3 separate regions of the Mus musculus genome follow, and regions 1 and 2 are each linked to region 3. Evidence: chromatin loops called from intact Hi-C (ENCODE). Cell type or tissue: heart. All regions are shown on one strand.

The links. Hi-C counts contacts between places; a loop is a spot of excess contacts. Peaks named below come from ENCODE experiments on the same cell type or tissue, not always from the same donor. Only the 100,000 strongest peaks of a DNase experiment are listed, where the experiment ranks them.
Region 1: it touches region 3 in a loop (5-fold over the local background); 10 of 42 quality-filtered maps call a loop at or near these places.
Region 2: it touches region 3 in a loop (4-fold over the local background); 15 of 42 quality-filtered maps call a loop at or near these places.

The regions. Positions count from the first base shown.
Region 1 is chr1:169,667,186-169,675,185 of GRCm38, reverse strand. The region is part of intron 1 of Rgs5 (regulator of G-protein signaling 5); the gene reads right to left. Among named protein-coding and RNA genes, the nearest start is that of Rgs5, 16 kb to the right of the region's middle. In heart, CTCF peaks have their summits at 860 (motif pointing left) and 4,358 (motif pointing left); no DNase peak of the experiment used is centred here.
Region 2 is chr1:169,965,078-169,973,077 of GRCm38, reverse strand. It overlaps Hsd17b7 (hydroxysteroid (17-beta) dehydrogenase 7), which reads left to right and starts at 3,873. Exons shown (of 9, transcript NM_010476.3): 1 at 3,873-3,980; 2 at 5,645-5,848; 3 at 7,299-7,391. The coding sequence starts at 3,946. Ddr2 (discoidin domain receptor family, member 2) reads left to right here. Exons shown (of 17, transcript NM_022563.2): 17 at 1-771. 3110045C21Rik (RIKEN cDNA 3110045C21 gene) reads right to left here and starts at 3,669. Exons shown (of 3, transcript NR_040438.1): 1 at 3,503-3,669; 2 at 2,276-2,628; 3 at 682-1,296. In heart, no CTCF peak of the experiment used is centred here; a DNase peak (open chromatin) is centred at 3,777; H3K4me3 peaks cover 2,725 bases; H3K27ac peaks cover 4,760 bases.
Region 3 is chr1:170,131,951-170,139,950 of GRCm38, reverse strand. No RefSeq gene overlaps it. Among named protein-coding and RNA genes, the nearest start is that of Uap1, 39 kb to the left of the region's middle. In heart, a CTCF peak has its summit at 3,405 (motif pointing right); a DNase peak (open chromatin) is centred at 3,370; H3K27ac peaks cover 412 bases.

The sequences.
Region 1 (8,000 bases), 460 kb after region 3:
TTCTTACCAATCTGTTACCATTGGTCTCCAAGTCAGTACCAATCATAAGCAAAGCCTTAAAGAGCTATGAGGGGTTCACATTATAATCAGACAGGATTTTGATATCGAAAACATACTTTTCTATTTGGTGCATAGAGATAGCAAAGAGGTAACATACACAACCAACATTAACAATTTTGCATCTTAGAGTCACAGTTAAGAAAGCCCTGTCTTGCAACTTACAAAAGCCACAAATACCCAATTACCATGTAGAATGTCCTACTAGCTCAAAATATGGTGTAGAAATTGATTTAGAAATAGTTAACTCTGAGGTGTCTTTTCATCTCTGTTTCATTTTACTTTTGTTCTTTCTCTAGAAACTTCCCGGTGAGTGAGCACAGCCCCCGACCTCTTAACATCAAGCGTATCTTAGCTAAACAAAGCTTTGTGATGGGAATTGGAAATCATCTGCTGCGGGGCAGGGGAAGCGACAGCTTATATTACACAGTGAGTGAGATGTTCTCCCTTTGAGTTCAGGCTCTACAAGTTACACAAACTACCTGATGTTAAGTGTTTCTGGCTTGGAAGTTGGGTCTGGTGAAATAGTTAAGTTCTCAGACTTTTGAGATGATTTGAATTGCTAGCTTTAATTGCATAATTATTGTTTTCAACCAGCTCTAGCCCATGGCTTCCACCTATAAGCACCAAATGAAAGCGTCAGAAAATGACATAGATCACTTTTTTTAAATTGTAAAGGGCTCCTGGAAAATTCTAGCTCTGGAAGTAAGACTACTACCATATAATATTATCTGGGATAAAAAATTGATCATTGGGAGTTGACTGGACAATGTATACAGCACTTGTGACTACCCCCTGCTGGCCAGTACAGAGCACTACTGTCAGAGATACAAGGTCTATCTTCTCCCAGGCACACTTCACTATCCAGTAAAAAGAGTCATCTGCCTCCTGGACTCCACATGCCTCTCCCGCTGTGCACATATGGAAAGCTGTTATTAATGTTGAACTTGACACAACATTGCATCCACCAACACTTCTATAAAGACGAGTGATACACTCTCATGTTTGGGGGTTTCGTATTGTTTGGTTGGTCCTTTAAGATTTAGGCTTCCTCCCCCTCCCCCCTCTTCCCCCACTTCTATTTCTTTGTTCTTTTCTCTCTTGCTTCACTGGAGTCATTTGCTTTTGTAAAAGGCAGGAAGGTGCTGGTTTACAATTTCTCATGCAAGAGCAATAGTCAAGTATGAAGGGGTAAAGGTAACAACAGAGTTTAAAATAGTCATTCATTTCTTGCGAATTTACAAATTGATTATGTTTTCTGTGCCAGGTAGTACATAATAAATATACAAACACCCATAGGCCTTGGTCTTTGCTTTTAAGATGCCTATAGCCCATTGAACTCTTCCACTGGGGTTTCCGGAAGGAAGCAGACCCTGAACAGATAGTCTCAGTTCCCACTAGGGTAAGTCCAGGAAACTTCTCAAAAGAAGCAGAAGTAGAGTTGGAGAATGGCCAGTTGTCACTCACTTGAGCAAGATCATTTTTGTTTCTTATAAATCTGTTAACATTAGCCTGACTGACCTTTCAGGGCAGAGAGAAGGCCGCGAGATGGATTGCTTGATTGTGAAATGTAATGCAGTTCATAGTACAAAGCGGTATTGAATGTGGTCATCCTGTCTTCCTATTCTCAATGGAGATGACAAGGGACCACCATGCTGCACCAAGCTTGTGACATATTTGGCATGTGTGCAAGAAAGAGTTAAAGGTAGAGAAAGGGCTCTTCAAAAAAAATGTTTCCATGTAAAGAGGAGGCCAACTATTTTATTAACTTGGGTTGGATCAAATTGTCTTTATCTGTCCATTTATCGATGCATTTTACCATAAGGATTGTTTATAAATGATCACTCATTTCCTAAGATGGTATACACACACACACACACACACACACACACACACACACACACACACGAGTGAAACAAAACTCTAGAGACATTTTATCTATATCAATTGTCCAGTGGCCATTTGTGTGTGTTATGTGATCTAGAAAAGACGTACTACTTATAACATCACTTATTTTTTGAAAAATCATGTTCTGATGATGAGCCTCAATTGGTTGTTTACCTGGTGTGTAAGATGCCCTGGGTTTGACCTTCAGAACTGCATAAACTGGGCATAGTGACAAAGACCTATAATCCCACCATATAGGACGCAAAGGTGGATAGATGAGAACTTTAAAGTTATCCTTTGCTCCATAGACATCATGAGATATATAATACTTATAATATATACACTTATGTGTGTGTTTGTGTATACACACAGATACAAGCATGCATACACGTGTGTTCCTCTTCTCAGAGCTGATACCTATACCAGAACACCAGGTATTCTCTTCCTCTTGGCCTTGGGAATGCAAGAAAGAGGGAACAGTGTGCTTGGGAGAACTCTGTTGCTGAGGCTTTGTCCCTGGCCTAGTATATATAGGCTGAAGAAGAAGACATTGAAAGCTCATCAGGAACTGACCTACTTATTCATTTGTAATCCTGAAGAGAAGGATGAGTACGATGAGTAAGATTGCATTCACTCTCACCAAGCAGTAACCAATGAAAATAACCAGTGATAAGGTTCCAGCCAGTCTGAATACTTGGCAGCCTCACAAGAACAAAGCAAGCAAGCAAGCAAGCAAAACCCTCCAAAAAGAAAAAGAAAGAAAAAAAACCCCACAGAATTACTGCATGGCTCTCAAGAGTTCCCAGAAAAGAGCTTCACCCTCCATTGCCTTCCTTCCTGTCAGAGCCTCACACAGTGTGGGAATAGTACAAATCAATGGGAAAGCCAAAGAGGTTCAAACTCACCAAATTCGTTTCCCGTTTCTAGATAAACTTGAGCGTATCTGACATTAATTGAATTTCAAAATCATCTCTATCTGGAGAGGAGAACTTTCTAATGTGTTTACCACATCAGCTATGGTCCCTCGCTTTCTTCGACTGCACACTAGGCCCTTCCCTCTGGCTAAATTACATTAATGCTGATTAACACCAAATGATTTGTGTCTCCTTGGGTCTGTTATCCTTTTGTGTTACAAGGAAAAAGAAAACTTGTTTTGAAATAAAATCAATTGGAAATGCCCGGTGGAGCATTTAATCAGAGGGAGAGAATTCTGGAGATGAGTCACACTTTTCAAGCTGCAAAGGTCTGAATAGTAGTAGCCTTGTGCAATGGTAAAATCTGTTCCCTGTGTGGGATGTTGGCCAGGGGATAGAAATCCCAGAAAGCCACAGACCATCTTAGTCTTTCCTGCCAGCGAATAGACTGGATGCAAGTTTTAACCTTTAGATGTATGTGTGCAAGGCCAGCACCAGGACACTACAAACAGAAGTATGGCTGGATGAATTTTTTTTTTGAAATAGAACTATATTCAAGAGAACTTGATTGAGAGCCGATAGAGAGGCTCTGACTCTAGATGTTTCAAGGATTAAGATGGTGTTTCTGGCCCTGGTAGTGTCTGGAACAACTCCAAAGGGCTCATTGCACACAGGAAACTACATAGTAGGCATTTCCCCATCGTTAGAAAATACTGATGGGACACAAGAATGAAGAGATGATGTGTGTTCTTGCTTCCTAAAAAAACAATAAATTCCTATGGAAATGCATACACACACACACACACACACACACACACACACACACACACACACACACACACACCTGTTAGCTACCATCTTCAGCCACCCCCACCAACTCCCTGGGATCTTCTGAATCTGACTGCTTAACATGGCAATCACCTAGCATGACTGAAGACACATAAAGCCACCAGATGACTGCCAGGACCATAAAGTGGCTGAGTTCTGTTTCTTTCTTTAAAGTAACCGGAGACAGAGAAGTGAGAAGCCGAGGCCGGCGATGAAGCTTGGTGAGTGCATGCCTAGAATGGGCAAGAGCCTGGGTAGATTTCCAGCCCCCCCGAAATAAAAACAAGAAAGAGAAGAAAATGGAAAACAAGATAAAAGCTGGTGGGCGGGGCTTAAGTGGTGCACGTATTCAATTATTCAGATCACTTATATAGGGTCTATTTTAATGAGAAGAGAACCTGGGTGTAAGGAGAAAACTTACATTCCACCATGTTAAAGAGACAGAGGGGCAGTAAGGGTCCTGTGCTTGGGACATATCTGGTAGACACAGGAAGGTTTAAGTCTAGACGCCAGACACAGTTCAAGAACACTCCTCACAAAGAAAGGCTCTCTGCAAGGAGTTTGGGGAGTGTAGGACCTCATTTTCAAAACTGGTTTCCAAAAGACTTGATCTTTTTTCCTTGGTCAGGGTAAAATTCAAGGCAACCCAAATCTTTGTTGCAGATGCCCCCTGCTGGCTATGAAGAGGCATGAGCTACAATTGCTGTAGAAAGAACCTTGGATCTGGCTAACCTTGCAGGCTTCTTCCACAAAGGTGAAAAGACTATGTGTTATCTTCCCTCCCCAATAAATACCCATGAAAACATGTCCAGCACACACACACACACACACACACACACACACACGCGGGCTTGTTTTCGCGCACAAACACACACACACACTCACACACACACAGAATGCTTTTTATTTACCATCTTCGGCTACCCCCTCTCAAATCTTCTGAACATGACTGCTAAAAATCAATGATCGATTCTCAAGACCAGGAAGAAGGCAGAACCAGACCATTTAGATGGAGAAAGACTCCACTCCACCACTCTACCATTTCCATCTGGCTAAAAACAAAACATCCATGGTGTTTGTTATAGCTATCCATCAGCGTGTTGCATGAGAATTTATACCTAATTTCTTACCTCATTTTCATAATTTACTTACAGTATCTTAGGCAAATGACCCTAGGGTTAGTCTGTATAAAATATCCCTTGATGATGTAAGCTGTAGGAAAGTGGAGAAGGATGGCAGAAAATACAGTGTCCCCGTTGTTAAATAACTGAAATGTGGCTTCAGCAATGACAGCTGTCTCCCAAAGCTCATGTGATTAATTACATTAAATGACATTCTGAACTATAAAATGGTTGAAAAAAATGGAATTGACAACAGCTGTCAATTATGACATATTTATAGAAAACACATTTACCTCTTGCGTCCTTCGAGCTCTTGTTACCTCCCACCATTTCCTGTCAGACTTAATCACAACAATTGCCATTCTGTGCTCCAGCTCTTACCTGAGCTGTCCCCAAACAGTTGTCACTCAGATGCCCTCACAGGCAAAGGCCACAAAACACTAGTGGGGGCGGCTCGGGCCCAGAAACTGTTCACTTCGTAAGCAGGAAGCATCCAGAAACTAGATGTAAAAAAATAATGCCAGGCACTGTGTACATATAGTCCCCAGGTAGGAGAGTTGGTGACACACAGATCCTTACGTTCTCACTAGGCAGACTAAGCTACTTTGTGAATTAAAGGCCAGTGACAGGCTCTGTCTCAAAAAGAAAGAAAGGAAGAAAGAAAGAAAGGAAGAAAGGAAGGAAGGAAGGAAGGAAGGAAGGAAGGAAGGAAGGAAGGAAGGAAGGAAGGAAGGAAAGAAGGAAGGGAGAGAGAGAAAGAAAGAACCCTGAAGAATGATAATGTCCTCTGGCCTCTCCACAAATGTGTGTGTGTGTGTGTGTGTGTGTGTGTGTGTGTGTGTGTGTGTGTGTGTGTGTATTCACACACACACACAGAGGTAGTCAACAGAAAACTTGTCTAGATAAGCTAACTTCTTCATAAGACAGAGTACCATTTCAAAACCTGGGCCATACGCAGTTTCTTCTTCTGCTCACTTACTTAACAGTCTAATGAGCAGCATCTTTGCTGTGAGCCTGCCCCATGCCACACACTACTACTTGTAAGAAAATCTTCTGTGGAGCCAAAGACAAATCTGTTAGCCTTTTAGCTGTTATACTTTTAGCTGCTCACAGTTGATACGCTGTGAGATAGGTGTAGGGCACTGGGCATCTTTCTAACCAGATATGCACTTCTCAGTGGTGATAAACACTTTAGAAAGCTTTTTAGAAAGTCCAGCCTCGGGTCAGGCCATCTCTACCTGTTCCTGCTAGTCTGATCAAGATCATTGATAATGGGCTGTTTGCTACAAATGACTTTTAAAAAAATGTGTGTTCCATACCAATCTCTCTCTAGTCATAGGAGTAATGCTCAGATTTGAATTGGTAAGCCCACTGTGGATCCCCGTCCATGTTAAATCAGGCTTGTAAAGAGGGAGCTAACCTTTCACTCCTGGAGATGGCCTCTGTGGTTTGATCATTGACTCTGAGGTTTCTTGTTGTCTAATATCAACCACAAGGGCATCAGAATCTCAACTCAGATTCTCTCATGGGTTAGCGAATCCTTCATCCTGGTGCAAGCAGAACACAAATACCCGGGACTTTGTTGCTACTGAGGAATGAATTACGTAAACACTTTACATCAGCTTGTCAGCTAAAAGTATGCGTTCACTTTGGTTCCATTGTAGGTACAGTGGTCCTGCTTTCAAAAACTGATGCTGACGCTACTGAGAAATGACTACTAATCTAGCTAATATAACCACAACTAACCATGAATAGACTTGTTTATCTGCCAAAATTGGTCTGGAATGGATCATCTCATTTTCCTTTAGCCACTTACTATGTGAGTGAATTTACACAAGCTGTGTATCCCTGCACCTCAACCACAGAGCTATACAATTAGGATGAATTAGGAGATGGTGTAAGAAGTTTCTGTGAGGAGAGCAAGGGATAACTGTAAAGGCTGGTCCAGTCCCTGGTACATAAACAGTATGCCATCGTGATGGCCACTGTGATGACTACCATTGTTACCACGGTCATCATCATCACTCTGTCTATTCATTTAATGACTGCAACTTCCCAGTGCCAGCTCTAACTCCTAATAGTCCTTTGACTTGGGGATTTGTAACCCTGAGCTTCTACAAGAGTGGACGATGATGAAGGCGAGGCCTGTATTCCACTTCAGTCTTTCTTCTCCATAAGGAGACACTATAGCTTCCTCCGATAAACAGTGTTGGAGACACAGAAGGAAAATGTGTGTGTGTGTGTGTGTGTGTGAGAGAGAGAGAGAGAGAGAGAGAGAGAGAGAGAGAGAGAGAGAGAGAGAGAGAGAGACTCTCCTGGATAAAGTACCACAATACTATCAGTCTCCAGGACTAGGCAGTTCCACCCTACTACAGATACACATTGCTGCCCATTTTCACACACGCAGGGCGATGGTGGGACTGCATGAGTGGAAAGATGGATAGACAGCACCCATAATAGTTCCAAACCCAAAGCAGCAGCTCGACCCAGGATGATATGTATACCCAGCCAGCAGATCCTGGAGCGACCCCCAGAGATGCTAGAGCTTCAAACAAGAAACTTAAAAATAATGGCTCCATTTAACATGATTCAAGAAGTTGGTAATTTTTTTTTGTAAGTAGAAAAATGTTTCTGCAAGAGAGTGAGATTGCTTAAATTTAAACAGGAGGCATTTAGGAGAATTTATGAACCATAAACTGTGATGAAACCTTGGAAACAGTGAACAGTAAATGTGGAGAAGTTTCCATTACCAAGAAAAGTCATCAAGGCCAGAGTGGCAGCCAGCTGCTTTGGATAACCCTGTCATGTGACCACCTGGAACCATCCCAGTGACATCATATGACACTTTCCAGATCCGCAGTCCATGTTATACTCACAAACAATCCATCGAACCCTGTTTAATCTCTTCCCTGCATTTGGCAGAGAAGACCCATCTGCCTTTAACTCGTAAGACCCTCATCTCAGATCATGGGACCAAAAGCAACAGTGAACACGTTGAAAGGGTTGTCCCTTGAGAGAAGCCAAGTAGCATACTGAGTGCCTGTCCAGACAGCTCGTATCGTACCCTAAGCAAGCTCTTTTTGCTCAAAGGAAAACACAGAATAGCATAGTGACCCAAGGCAGACATGGCAGCTCCAGGCTTCTCATATCACCTTGCTTTGGGTACTTCCTGATCTGTTTGCTTGTTTTTACA
Region 2 (8,000 bases), 170 kb after region 3:
GAAAAGTTGAAACTCTCGTTTCTTGGACCATTACTTTGGGTTTCCTGCTAGACATTTTTAAGCTGCCTTGCTTAAGGGCTACAGGATAACAACTGTCTGTGGCTTATGAGATTCCTAGCACACAAATGAGTAGTTTGTGTATGTTATATTTTTAATGAATAAAGAGTGGAAAAATTATGTATCACATGTGTTAATTTGGGGAGAAGCGCTTTATAACAGAGGGCTTACTCTCAAAGAGAACAAAGGAAAACGTGTTCTACAGACAGTGTATACCTTTGACCTCTGAAAAAAGCTATATAGTTTCTCCTACAGACACCTTGCCAGTAACCTTACAGGTCTTATAGGAGAGCAGATCCAAGTTGCCAGGCTGATCTGCAAGCACAAACATTTGTCAAGGGAAAGCACAGGTCGTTACTTTCAGTACAAAATGGTTCTTTGCTATGGATGGATTCTCTTCTTCTTGCCCCATGTCCTGTTCCCAAGGACCGACTTCCTGCAGCACTGTGGTGGACTCTTCTATGAGGAGACAACATCTGGGCCTTATTCAATAGCCTGTGGTGGGTAATGTGTTTTGTCAAGAGCTAAACAGCAAATGGATTTAATTTCTGCTTAACATGGTCATAGTCATTCTGAAATGGCTACAGAAATATTCTCTGTACTAGAAAAAGGAATGGAACGTGGTGCCAATTGTCTATTTTCCTTTATTTATTCCCTGTAAGTCTGTCAGATGATAAATTGTACATAACAGTGATTAAAGAGTCATGCTACTGATACAGTCTTCTTTCTGTCTCAGCAGTAACAGTTCTGGCCTTTGTTGTCTTTCCTCCTGACACCACTGGTGGAGTGGTGATGTGACACAGGGAAAGTGTGCACACGGTTATCAGGGATGTCTGACAGAGAGTCATGTGAAAAGGCTTCTGTTAGATGTCAGTTGACAGCTAACTAACATGGCGATGTCTCTGACATAGTAGAGACCTTGTTTCATATCTTCATGTTATTGGGCCACTTCTGGGAACCTGAGTTTCCAGAATTCTTTTGAAAGCCTTCATTGTCATTACTGTGGAGTTGTTTTGTTTTGATATATTTTTTTTTTGAAGGAACAGAAACACTTGCTAAATCCAAATATGGTCTGTCTCAGGCAGCTGTTCACACAAGCATAAATTAACAAAAACTGTATACAACTGGGATCCAGATGCAAACTTCCCAATGGAGATTAGGGAGGAACTATCCCCAACACATTTTACTTTCACTTGCAGAATTCTGAGTAACAGGAGCACACTTCTCCCAGCAGGTGTCCTAGTAGAAAAGAGAATGGGCATGAATTCTCAAAGAATAAACAGTATTCATGAGTGCACTTCCTATCTCTGCAATGTCCAGGCTTTCAGGACCGAAGACCAGGAATATACCTGAGCGGTGGAACTGGGATGGAACAAAAAGAAACAAGGGGACTAGGGATGTTCAGAGATCTAATTCTGCTGCCAACACATACTGCCGAGGCTTAATGGCAGATATGAGTGATGGCTTGCATCTATGCACACACATACACAAACAACACAGACAAGTTATCCACATGTTTCATTATGTAGGTCATTATTGAGGATGGAAATTTTGTCTATTCAGTTTTTCATTAGCAACTTGCATGGGTCTGGTTAAGTTGCAGAGAACAAGAAAACTATTTTCCGTTCAGAGTTTTATATTTACTTCCTATTTGAAAAAGAAGTGACCACACATCTGTAAGTCCTTCTCTTCTAGAGTCCTTGGATCCTACACAGGGTAACACATGACCATTTACCACCAATGAACTGGGTAAAACTCTCAGTTAGTTTTGAGCCAGACTGAATGCATTTTTTTTTAAGGGAAGAGCATTGAAAAATATGAACATGAGAAACTACACAGCCCCAACTGGAAGTTATTCATTAGTCCCGTTTGCAAATTAGAGGCCGTCTATTCTGTGAATGTTTCTAAGAACCAAGAATAGAACTTTGTACTCAGAGCAAAAGATATGTCTCTCATCCTTACCTACTGTCCCCTAAAAGGAAAAGCGATCACGGTCTGACTTTAGGGTAGAGATGGATTTATTACAAGGAGCACAATTAATGTTGAGTTAACTACACCTGCTCAACTCATGCCAAGGCTTGCCAGTGATAGCTTCACTCACTGTGCACCAGACTGTTCTGGTACCCAACTGAAGAACCCCAGGACAACACAAACCCAAGATGAGTAGTTTGGAGTGAGGTAAAAACAAAACAAAACCAAACCAAAACCCAACACTCACCTATGAATTAAAAAATATTTTCATTGCTCGGGGTTGTGACTCTCTATGACAAATGACTTTAAAAATTAAACATTTTAGATTAATAGTCCAGTCCATCCCTTGTCGGTCACAGAGCCTTGGAAGCAGCAACTTGAGTAGAACAAAAGGAGGAAGAGTCCCAGTTTCCCTTACTGGGCTGGGCTGGAAGTGATAGAGGACTTTCTCTGAAGTCTTCTGGGTTTCATCTAACTCAGAGCTGGTCCCACTCCTGTTCTCATCTGAGGCTGTAGTAAGGCTGAACTCCTCTCGGACCCAGGCAGACTCCTGATGTTGCTTTCATGCACAGAGTTCATGCTAATAATTGCACAAGAGAACTTAAAAAAAAAAAAACAACTCAAAATAAACGTCATAATATGTTAATTAAGTTTACAGTTTTCTGGTGGGCCATTTTCATGCTACCCTAGGGTGCAGTGTGGACACACCTGTCTGCCACCCAACCCACCCACCAGGCTCTCCAATTTCTTTTTAAAAAGTGAGCTTTCTTTGGGAGAGCCACACAGTTTTCTCTGTTCTTTTGCTGCCACTTCTGAACTCCAGGGTTTAAAAAGGATCATTTGGGTATGGAATCTCAAGATCAGGGATTTTTTTTTTTTTCCACTTCAAGGCTTTAGAAAATTTGTTAAGTTACTGTCTTTTAAGAACAGTTGAAATGATCAACCAGTTTTCTTAAGTTTTAGCAGTTTGTTGGTATCATTAATCAAAACATATAGATTAAAGCCCAGAAAAGACGTTATCATTTAGGATCACGGCTATCCCTAGTAATTACAGCTCTGAAAGAGGAATAGTTTGTTCAATCATATGAGTATTAGTCCTTTCACTCAATATTAATCATCTGTAAGTAGCGAAAGCTGGGATAACGATTATAACAGCTGCGCAGGGTATTTTTATGCGAATTGAACTTAATAAAAAAAGGGAGTTTTAATGTATGCATTTGCCCCTCCCTGATTACCTAGTTCTGCTCCCTCCAAAGTACTCATCTGGGATGGCTTGGAGACAAAAAAAAAAAAAAAAAAAGAGCGAGCGAGCGAGAGAGAGAGAGAGAGAGAGAGAGAGAGGCAGAGAGAGTGAGAAAATAAAGCTCATTACAGCGACCTGAGAGGTCTGAAGGAGATGACAGTACGCATTCCTTTAGCGTTCTGAGATTCTCTGGTTTCATTCCACATTCAGAGCTTGAAATTGCTAACTTACTCGTGATTCGACATAAATACAATTCAATGAAATCCAGGTTCTCTTTCTTAAAGACCATGCTTTACACATCCTAAGAAGCAAACTTGGACTTGGGTTCCTGCACCGAAGCCTCTCCCAGCAGCCTTGTGAAACCTCCAGCTCTGCCGCCCGCTTGCTTCACTCAGAACAAAGCCCCCGCCGCAGACTGGGGGCGGCGACTGCCTGGATTGGCTATAGGACCCTTGTGTCACGTGGCTCCGCCCCTCGGCCTATCTCACCTCACCCGGTCTGGGCGTGGAGAGAAGATGCCGAGTCGCGATTGGCGGGCCTAACGCGCGGACCGGATGACGCAGGAGAGGTGGAGCCGGGCCGAGCCTTGATTGGTCGAGGTGCGCGTGGTCACGGATCAAGGTTCAGGCTAAGAGAACCCCGGTGCAGTTCTACTTCGGTGCAGGGCGTGGAAGATGCGGAAGGTGGTTTTGATCACCGGGGCGAGCAGGTGAGACCTCCTATGGAACCCCGGAGTCTATGCGGGGGGAAGCGCAGGTCGGTGATTCACTTCGATGGGGTCCGCAGAGACCCCGTTCCCTGGCTTTCCAAGAGGTGTGGTCATGCCTGCCTCGCTTGGTGCTCGGTGCTCGGTGGCTGGCGCTTTGAATTAAACATGACAGTGGAAAGGAAAGCTAAACCGCCAGTGACTGGTCAGCCTGGCAGTGATGCTGGACAGTTGTTCTCTAGGGACCGTCAGTCTCCGAGAGTAGTTAATTGTAGGTGCCCACAGTTCACTTTAAACCTAAACACTCGGGGTGTTTAAATGTCAGCATCCATGAACTTTAGGACAATGAGGAAATTTCACTCCTGCAGCATGTTTTCATATACTCTTTCCAGGAACCTACAGAACGACCAGTCTAGCAACTAAGGCTTATCCTGATGCAGATGCCAGCAAAGTTATTCCAGGCTTGCCCATTTGACCCTTGACCTACTTATCATTTGTTGATGAAGAATGTGTGGAGGATGGACCCAACCAACTCCCCTCCTACCCCCAATTGGTTACATTGCTATTTTTTGAGGAATTAATACAGGATTTGTTAAATGCCACTTAAGCCTGTTTCAGTGACCCAATCACATCTATATTAACTAAACCAGTGGAGGGGTCTGTCTTGGGCTTTTTGTTAGTGTGCGCTCTCCTTTAGGTCAGCTGGGTTTTGGCCGTTCTCGAGTGGAAAGTGCCTGTAGAAGTCAGACCTGAATTGGTGTGATTTTGATATACTGTGGTGTGTGCAACTTATACTAAAGTTGGTATTTAAAGTAAGGATGAATAGGCCGGTATCTGCTTGGTACTTTGCTGGCAGGGCCGCCAGATTCTGTGGATTCCAGACTCACTTTGGAGCTCCCTTTGCTGGCAGTCTGCATGAGAACTTACTGTTACCCAGAATGGCCTCGCTACCAGCAGTGGGCCCCATCTGCTGCGACCTTCATATCACTCTTTGTGACCCAGTGCATCTGAAGCCTCCTAGCTCTGCTCTTTCCTGCTTCTTTGTCTTCGGCTCTATCTGCTTGCTGATTCTGCTTTCTGTCTACTTGTATTGAGGGCTTTTTTTTTTTTTAAACTCTTGGCTATTCTGCTGTGACTTAGTAGTTGACAGGGATTTAACTTCAAGCTGTGCTACTGTGTATTCTCCTGAAAACAAAACAAAACAAAGCAAAAAAAAAACCCCAAAAAACAAAAACCCAAACCAAAACCTCACCGGTTGGTTCACTTACTGCGATTTACAGTTTTCCTAATAGCAACAGTACCAAGAAGTGGTGAGAACCCTTGCCTTTGCGGGACCAAGGCACCACAAGAAAATGGGGACACGGTAAACAACTAATACGGCCCCCCTTAAAGTATTTGCTAGAGATATATTAAATCACACCCTAACAGGTGCTCCAACCCTCACTCACTGTGTCATTGAACCATATTAGAGGGGAACAACTGGATGTTGCTTATCAACATGGCTAATCGGGAGATTCCTTCTTCACATAATGTTTGGGTATTTTCTATCTGCTTGGATTTCTCATTGGAGCTCATATTGACACTGTCAAGTTTCTGAACCAGAGAGAACTGCCTTCATTTAACACCATTTCAATGAGCTCATGCTTGTGCCTGAATTCTCCCTTCAGTGGCATTGGGCTAGCCCTTTGCGGTCGACTGCTGGCAGAAGACGATGACCTCCACCTGTGTTTGGCGTGTAGGAACCTGAGCAAAGCAAGAGCTGTTCGAGATACCCTGCTGGCCTCTCACCCCTCCGCCGAAGTCAGCATCGTGCAGATGGATGTCAGCAGCCTGCAGTCGGTGGTCCGGGGTGCAGAGGAAGTCAAGCAAAAGTATGTCTCTTTGTCATAGATTGCTGTCTGTCATAAAATTAATCAAATGAGAAAGGGCAGGAAAACATTCAAAGGTAATGGGCATAGCTTAAAAGGACTCTTCTTTCCTGTGTGGTAGTATAGCATGGCATTTAATCAAACTGGACAGGTCAGGGAAACATGGGAAGGTAATGGATATAGTATATATAGAACAAGTTGTGCTGAGGGAGTCTGACATAGTGATGACATTCGAGCCCTGAGAACTTGGATTTACCCTTTCCAGTTGGCAAAAGAACTGTTGTGTCGGACACTAGATCTGTATTCTGCTGTATTCTCCGTCCTGTTAGAACGCATTCAAAATGGTGATGCTGTTTTATCCAGAGAGAGATACTACGGCAATCCTTTCAATTTTGAATATATTAATTATGCTGCTTGATTGAAGCCAGAGCTTAATATCCACACTTTACTAAGCATTGCTTCTTCATGCCTAGCAAAATAACGTGTTATTACTAAAGTTTGTAAAGTAGATAATGCGATAACTAATCTGGCTTTACCTGCATGACACATAGTAGCTAAAGCAGCAACAATGTCACTACTTAAAGTAGCCATTTTAATAATTTCAACCATATGGTTGTTGTATGACCAAGAAGTACTGATTCATTATCCATATTGGCAACCAAATATATTTCAAGGTCTGGTTTTATCAGCTGTGGCTCTGTCCTGGGTCACAAAGCAGACAGGATGTGGTGCCTGAGATTCTGGGCGACACTCTGAGCATGAGTGTTGCCTGAGTGTCACGGGAGCAGGTACCGCCTGCCTGGACCCCACTTCCTAAGGGGTGTGCGTACATTAAGGCCTATGAAGTTTTAAAACTGAAAAAAAGCTCACTCACGGTTGCATTTCTCAACTCCTCCATGACACATATTCTGAAGCAAGCCTAATCCCCCCAGGGCATTTACGGTTTTAGGGTATGTGAGAGCGCAACCTTTAATCAGTTTATGATACGTAGTCTCCAGCCATGAGCTCCGCTGCGTGGTTTCCACTTGGGTCTTCTGTGTTGGTAGATTCCTGGTCATCCAGATTTCAGCACTGATAGGTCACGGCAGACCTGCTGGGCATTATGTGACTTTAACTTGCCAGCTTTGGAGGATATGAACTGGTAAAATAGATCAGGAGGAAGATGGGTTTGCTTGAGGGGTCTCCCGTGCTTGGTTGGGGGGCTGCAGTTGGATTTCTGTCTAGAGATTTAACTTCAAAGCCCTTTGGAACCACCCTGAGCCAAGATACTCAGGTGTCCGCTGTGGCTCGAGACACTGCCGAGGAAGAGCCATTGTAATGCCAGGTTTACATTGTGGCCATCTTCATTGGTTTGGAAAGGGTTTTTCTGTCCTCAGGCCTTCTGTGTTATAGTGTGGAGTACAGTTTTGTTTCATCTTTTCTAACAGTGCCATTTTTGGTATTTTACTCGCAGGTTTCAAAGATTAGACTACTTATATCTGAATGCTGGAATCCTGCCTAATCCACAATTCAACCTCAAGGCATTTTTCTGCGGCATCTTTTCAAGGTAATTTCCACAGTCTAGATCAGATCAGTGGTTCTAATCCTGTGGGTAGAGACTCCTTGTGGGGAGGGGCATGTTACCCTTTCAGAAGCGGGTCACGTATCAGATATTCTGCCTACCAGATACTTACATTATGATTCATAACAGTAGCAAAGTTACAGCGAGGAAGTAGCAATGAAGTAACCTGAGGAACTGTACTAGAGGGTCACAGCATTGGGAAGGATGAGAACCACTGTTGTAGGTGAGGCTGAGTGCAAGAGAGGTGTTCATTTTGTTGCCCTGGCTTTGCTTTTGGTGTGTATGTTGAGCTGGGGGATGCTGGGAAGGATGTAGATAAACAGGAAGGAGGAGTTGGTACCACAGCAGGCAAGTCAAGTACTTGGTTTTGTAGGGAGCACTGCCCGTGGCCATGGTTTTCATGGTGGTCGAGCTTCTGGAACATTCCATATCATCAGATGGTTCGTGTTGAAATGGCTGAGTGTGCTGGTCTCGGAACCCTTCTAGATGAGGCGGCATGCTTAGAGAGCCACCAGCCTCTGATGAGGCTGCACTACAAGATGCCCGGCTGTGTGTCAGGAACTCTGACTAGTGAGTTGAGAGAATGCAGGGGAC
Region 3 (8,000 bases):
GCTGGAAGAGTAGAGTTTTGTTAGTTAATACATTCCAAAAGATTTTTTGTTTGTTTGTTTGTGTGTTTGTTTGTTTGTTTTTAAACTGTTAGTCACAGGATGTTAGTCCTGAAACAGGTGGACTAGAATGGCCATCAAGGGGGCTAAAAAGATAGCCCAGAATAAACTATAATTAGGCTCTGGACCTGCAACATCAACCCTTCCACACCACTGAAGTTCTAACTAGACAATCAGCTCTGCTGCACAGTTTCTTTCCAGGAATTCTTGTTCACTTCTCTGCAGCTCCAGGTTTTAGGAAATGCACATTGAGAAGTGATCCTTAAGGGAGTGAGGTCATAGCCAGCATTCTGGAGACATAAAAGGTACAACAGTTCTTTCCTTAATAGTTTTCATTGAAAAACATTCATAATAAAGATAATTTAATGCTAAGAAGGACGTTAAACAGGAGCAAACAGTGATCCCGTTGACTGGAGTTTGGCAGCAAGAGTGCTCGAGAACTCTATTGTGTTAGGGTTCTCCAGGGAAATGGCTCCTAAGGAGGTTGACAGGCAGATAGAGTTATATAGACATTTCTCTGGACAGATTGGCTCATAAGGTTGTAGAAGCTAAGTTCTGTGACCTCATGATTATAAGCTTGAAGTCTGAAAAAGTCAGTGGTATAATTCTAGTCCATTGTCAAGGTAGAGAACTAATAGTGTACATCCCAGCCATCCAGAAGATGCCAGGGTCATAAAACAAAGAAGATGGTTGTCCCAGCTCAAACAGCACATGCATACTTCTCCCACCTTTTTTGCCTCCACAGGCCCTCAGTAGTAGTTCCCACATGAATAAGGCTGATCTTTACAGTACACTGATTTAGGGTTTCATATGCTGATGTCTTCCATCCCCCTCCCCCTTCCTCCCCAAGCATCCTTAGAGACCCCCTGGGAAAGAATGGTATCCCAGCTCTCTGGTATTTTCTTAGCCTAAGGAAACTGACACAAAATTAACATCTCATCACTGTGGGAATATAGATGCTTAATAGACTGCCTTTAGATCACTAAGTTCTAACAAAATAAATGTATGCCACCCACTAAAATAGTCATGAACATAAAAAAGTTCATAACGCAGAAGTGAGTGGGAGGGGAGGCTAGTGCCTGTGCCAGCCTGCCCGAGTCTCCAGCATGTACTCTCACTACTAGGCTAAATTTATGTTGAGAACTTTTTCTTTATTAGATATTTTCTTTATTTACATTTCAAATGTTATCCTCTTTCCTAGTTTCCTCTCCAAAAATCCCCTATACTCTTCCCCCTCCCTCTGCTCCCCAACCAACCCACTCCTGCTTCCTGGCCCTGGCATTCCCCTATATTGGAGCATAGAACCTTTACAAGACCAAGGGCCTCTCCTCCCATTGATGACTGACTAGGCCATCCTCTGCTACATATACAGCTAGAGACAAGAGCTCTGGGGGATACTAATTCATATTGTTGTTCCACCTATAGAGTTGCAGACCCCATCAGCTCCTTGGCTTCTTTCTCTAGCTTCTCCATTGGGGGCCCTGTGTTCCATCCAATAGATGACTGTGAGCATCCACTTCTGTATTTGCCAGGCACTGGCAGAGCCTCTCAGGAGGCTTTTTCATTTGAGAAGAGAACTGCGGAGAAATCTTCACCTTGTAACAATGACGTTATTCCAAATAGGCAGTGATTAAGAACTGGCAGAAATGAATTCATAGTAGGAAAATAGAATAACAAAGTCCTATAGGAGGGATGGCAACCGAGCAAGGAGCACAGGCATTTGCCAGGGTTTTCAAATACTCTGAACTTGGGCAGTGGTCATGGAGCCATTTAAAGGAAAAAAAAAATCCTAAAACTGAACAGTTAAGATTTGTTATTTTTCGAAGTTCTGCCTCAAGAAGAACATTTTATACCTCATGCAGTTTTGTTTCAAGATATAATTCATTGGTCAAAGATGGGGCTTAAGTAACTTAAAATTTCATTACTAGGATATGGAAGAGTAGGGATTAAAATCCAAGTCTTCTGGCTCTACAGTCTTGTCACATGGTCCAATCCAAACAGCATTCTGAAAATGTTGAGCACAAGCTAAAGTGTTGGAGAGAGGAACAGACAGAAACAGTTGTGTTTTTACAAGGTTTAAGTTCTTTGTGCTGAAGAGGAAATGGAAAGGCTAAGAATCAATTGTTTTTTGTGACTGTCACCATCAATAGTTCAAGGAAGAGGCAAGTTGGCAAACTTTGGCCTCATAGCACAAGAAGAGAGAGGACCAGATGACTGAAGGCAGAGCCATACTTGGGCTACTGTGAAGTAATGAGGATCTTGACAAGGTTATGCAACATCAGCCGAAGACCAATCAATTGTTCCTGGGCCTGGGTGACATTTTCTTGTTATCTGGAAGGTAGGTGTGTGTGTATGTGAGTGTGCATGTGTGTATGTGTGTGCATATGTGTGTGAGTATGTATGTGTGAGTATGTGTGGCAGCAGGGCACTTCTGGGAATACTTAACATTTGAGAGAACAGGACTATATTTAGGCAAATCTAATTGTTTCAAGGGAAAGATTCCTACATTCTTTGAACATGTTTATCTGCTCATAAAAGACATCCTGAAGAGGCGAGCATTTGGCAGCCTGAATCTGGCACAAGTCAGAATGTCATAGTAGAAGAGGGCCTGAGAGCACAAGATCCCATCCAACCCTATTCATTGAGCAATTGGGAAATGCAATAGAAATCTTGATAACTCACATATAGGAGATGGAAAGTCAAACCCTAGAAGAGAAGACACTTGAGAACCCATTCTCACAGATAAGCATATTCAAGTGGAGATGCTCAGAGTACTATTACAATCAGCATTATTGGTCAAAAGCTATCGGGAGAGGGATCGTTACTTGACTGTTTAGTTCTTAAGTATGAACTTAGGTGACAACATCATGTCACAAAAAGATTGGACACATCTGTGGATAGGGACTCCCCCCACCTCCCATAGCCTTCTGAAATCCTCTACAATGTAGTTGCCATTGTCCTTTCCCTCAGGACTTAACCTAGCTCTAATATGCCAAGCTGTTAGGAGGCCTAGTATAAAGAAAACTCGAGGTTAGGATTTTGAGGGTATCAGACCCAGGATGGTGTGCACAACTGTAATTGCAGCCCCTGACAAATGGAGGCAGAAGGAGCTTAAATTCATAGTGAGTTTGGAGTGAGCCTGAAATACATGAAACGCTGCCATGAAGAGACATAAAATATGAGGGTAATAGTCGAAGCCCTGAAGCAGAATATTTTTGGCAGACTTGGTTCCTCACGTCTTCTGACTGTACTATAGACTACTTCCTGTGAGTCAGCTGTCCCCGAGGCCTCGTCTTGGCAGGCCACAGTTCTTTGTGGCTTTTGTGGAAGGGTTATGTCTGAGCAGCAGAGGGCAGTATGAACAAAGGCTGGGATGAAGTAGCAACTCAGCCTTGGTTCAGGAGCTCTGGCTTTGCAGCAATGAATGTCATTATGCATCCTCCCAGAGCTTCCTTCCTAGCCCAACCATCTTGCCCCTGACGCTACAGGTGTGTCTTTCTGTTATTCTTCCCACTTGCAGCAGACCAGAGTACTTAGTTTGAATGATTCATTTTACATATAAGTAACTGAGTTCCAAAAGAAGCCACTCCCTTAAGGATGTGCATCTAGGTAGTAACAGTTCAGACTACATGCTAGATCTGAGCTGGGGTCAGGATTTAGGCGCCAACTGCTTACTAAGATTAATTCAAGCCTAAGTGTGGTTTAAATGGCAGAGATGATAGGTGAAGATGAAGGACGAGACAGAGCTTATGACAGACAGAAATAGCAATAGCAAGGATTCTACAAATTGGTGAGGTTTCTTTTTCAATATATCTTTTCTATATTCCATTTCAACAAAAACCCTTTTCAAAAGAGGGTGCAGGGGGGTGGTGTAGCTCAGTGGTAGAGTGCCTGGACTGCATAGCCCTAGGTTTGAAGACCGACACCCCCCCCAAAAAAAAGAATTAGTAAATTCATTAAAAGTTAATTATAACTTATCATTTAATTGAATGGATCATTTTCTTGCATCTAGACAATTAAATCATGATATAAGAAATTCCAATTTTTTGCCTCAACCAAGTTCAACTTTTCCAAAGTCCGGTTCTCCAGAAATAACTGACCACTTTCCTGTGTGTCTTACACATCTTTCCAACCATCCTCCTCTTTGGAGCCCTGAGCCTCATCCCCGCAAGCTAGGATAGGTGGCATCCTGGTCCTAACCCTACCCAGGGAATTGTTCTCTGCTTAGCAGGGGTATTTCTCTGAGCCAGCTCTCGGGCTTAAAAGGCTTAATATATATGGACTTGTGGTGGATAGTCGCCATTGTCAATGTGATTGGATTTTGGAGTTACCTAGGAGACACACCTTGACCAAGAGAGGACATTTCCAGAGAAGTTTAAAAAAACAAAGACAAACAAACAAACAAACAAAACCATAAACAAAATATCCACCCTGAATCTGGGCAGCACCATACCACCTTTATTTACTTCCTCTGACTCCCTGTGGGTGGCCACTTGGTATGTTCCATTTCCAACTTTATGACCTTTTCATTCATATATATACATATGTATATATGTATGTGTGTGTATACATATACATATATATATATATATATATATACATACACATACATATACACATACATACACCATTGAGTATAATTATTATTGTCCATATGTACCCAGGTATGAGGCTATCCACTGGAGCAACTTACCAGCGGCCATATAAACAAAGGAAAACCACTCTCCCTCTGCCAGCAGCCAGCAGTAGCCAATGGCTTCTCAGCTAGGGGCGGGGGGCCTTGTTTTCCCCATCCCTGGTGGAGTTTTGACTGCCTTGAGCCTGTGCAGACAAACATAGCTAATGGAGTTCACGTGTGCAACTGCTACGTCATGTCCGGAAGACATCTCAAAGCACTCCTGTCCACTCTTACATCCCTTCCACCTTTTCTTCCGCAGTGTTCCCCGAGCCTTGGGCGCATAGGTGATATGGACGTCTCATTGAGAGCCAAGCACTAGCAGTCCTCTATTCTTAGCCCGTCGACTAGTTTTAAGTGTCTGCGTTTATGGCTGCCAGCTACCACAACAAAAATCAAAACCTTCTCTGACCAAGACTGAGAGTAGCCCAGGTCTGTGGGTATGAAAGCGAGTATTTAGGTCATGTAGTCTCCCCATATCTAGGGCATATTGTCTTCACAGCTATGAGTTTTTGACCAGGATACAGTACTGGGGATGAATCCTTTTTTCTTGTGGATCAGAAAGGGATTGGTGACTCTGTAACTGTCAAACTACAATTGCATCCGTGTACACATCTCACCTAAGCAGGCCGGTATTGTAGCCTGCACGGTCCTGTGCTGAGGAAGACCACGGATGTCTTTCTCCCTCTGCTGTCTGCCTAGCCCCTCCTGGCACTCGGAAAGCCAGCAGGGGAAAAGGTTTCCTGGTCAATCTCACTTTGACTCCTTTGTGTCCTGCAACCAAACTGTGTGGTTTCTTCAGTTACAGTGTCTAGATTTATGCCCTGCACCTCTTCAGATAGGTTCTGGGGATCGAATTCGAGTCTTCACACTTTGTACAAACACTTTACCAACCAAGTTTTCTCATCTATGGAATTTTAATTTTGGTTATTTATAGTACCGTTCATCTCTAAGATTTTGCTTAGTTCTTTAAAATTAGCAATTTCTTATTTATAAGACATCGTTCTCAGGCTTGCTCTTAACTATTTGCACTGAGTTTTTTTTTTATTTCTTAGAAAAGATTTATGATGTCTGCTTTAAAGCCTTTTACTAGTAAGCCTGCATTAGGGTTTCCCCAGGATCTATTTTTATCAACTACTTTTTTTCCCTCTTACATAGACTAATTTTCTTGGTCTTGTGTAAGTCATTTAAAAACTACTAGATAATTAAAATAGCACAGCATAGTGACTCTGAAAATCACATTTCTTTTTTCCTCATTGTTACTGACTTAATAGTCTTCATGTTTTGCATGGGTGAACACTAATGTTTCCGTTAGTTGTACTTAGTGGCCAGCTATAAGAGAAACTTTTTTAGATATTTTAAACCAAATGTTGTTTTTCTGCTTTCTGCTGACAGATTCTATGTGAGTGCCAGGGTACATTCTCAACACACTAGTCAGTTTCCTTCCTTCCTTCCTTCCTTCCTTCCTTCCTTCCTTCCTTCCTTCCTTCCTTCCTTCCTTCCTTCCTTCCTCCCTCCCTCCCTTCTTCTCTCTCTCTCTCTCTCTCTTTCTGTCTGTCTGTCTTTCTTTCTTTCTTTCTTTCTTTCTTTCTTTCTTTCTTTCTTTCTTTCTTTCTTTCTTTCTTTCTTTCTCTCTCTTTCAGATGTATTTATTTATTTAATTTATGTGAGTACACTGTAGCTGTCTTCAAACACACCAGAAGAGGGCTTCAGATCTTATTACAGATGGTTGTGAGCCATCATGTGGTTGCTGAGAATTGAACTCAGGACCTCAGGACCTCTGGAGGAACAGTCAGTGCTCTTAACCACTGAGCCATCTCTCCAGCCTCTAGTCAGCTTCTTTTTTTCTCAATTTTTGTTTGCCCAGTATCTTATTGTTAGCCAGAGTTGAGAAAATATACCTTTCTTAGCCACTTATAGGCATACTTATGGGCTTAGTTTGAGTCTTTTAGATCCCTAAGAATGTACTGGGGAACTTTGCAAAGTTCATGTAGGAAATCTAATTTTCTCTTTAAATCATCTTGGCCAGCTCCTTGCTTGCTTTGGTGTGCCATAGGCCACTGCCGTGTTACACCGTTGCCACTGCATACTTTTGATAAACAACCTAAAGATACTGTTTCCTACTGGGTGAAACCTGAGTCAGGTCAAATAAAAGACAACTCTAGAATATAGAGTTTCCAGACGGCTGGCAGATGGGGAAGAAAGATAGAGAGGATGGAAGGTGGTACCTTTTGAAAACCTTCCAAACCTTCTGCTGTCTCTAGAGGTGAATAGGTAGCTATTTTTCACAGATACCATTTTGAGGCTGCTAGTTTGAATCTTTTATTTTAGAGGTTTGGGAACTTGAGGTGTTATGCATACTAAGTAAATGGTGTACCTATTCTCAGACCGTGTGTGTGTGTGTGTGTGTGTGTGTGTGTGCATGCAGATGTATGTTGAGACCGGGGACTAGTCAGTTAGCTACTCTGGCTGGCCAGCAAGTGCCAGGATCCTCTAGATTATAGGAGCAGGTGCATGCTGCCATTCTCAACTTTTATATGGATGCTGGAGATTTGAATTCAGGTCCTCCTTCTTTCACGGCAAGCACTTTTCCAACTAAGCCATCTCTTCACCAATAGTCACCTCATCTTCCAACTTCTTTTTTGATACAGAGTCTCATTTAGCCCAGGCTGACCTCAAGCTTGCTATTTAGCCTTGAACTTCTGATCGTCCTGCCTCATCTTCTTGCAAGCTGAGATTATAATCATGTGTTTCTCTGTCTGGTTTATAAGGCCACTGCTCAGCTGAGCATCAGAGGGCAAAACCGGGCGTGTTAGAACCCACAATGTTTATTTTCTTTACCTCATGTTAGAGGCTCCTCCTTAATGTCCCTTCAGTTGTTACAAGTGTCTGAAAGGGTTGATTTTACTGATTTCTTCCATGCAGATTTTTAGAAGCCTTTTCCTTTGCCAGGCTGCACATACTTCACACTTGCTGGCTTTTCTGTTGTGGTCTCAGGTGACGGGGGACACAAACTCATGGATGTTGGCTATTTTGAAAGTGGTTACATTTTCATCTTAAAAATTTCACATCTTTTAATGTAAAATGCTATCTACAATACATAGAACACAGGAAAGTTATTTTATAGACATTTTCCAAGGCTTGCAAGCGTGTGTCTTAGCTACAACAGAACACACATCCTATGGCTGATCCAGTGACTTTTATACCAGTGGCTTAAACAACTTAAACAATACTAACATCGTTTTCCCTTGACGATTCCCTCAGAGAC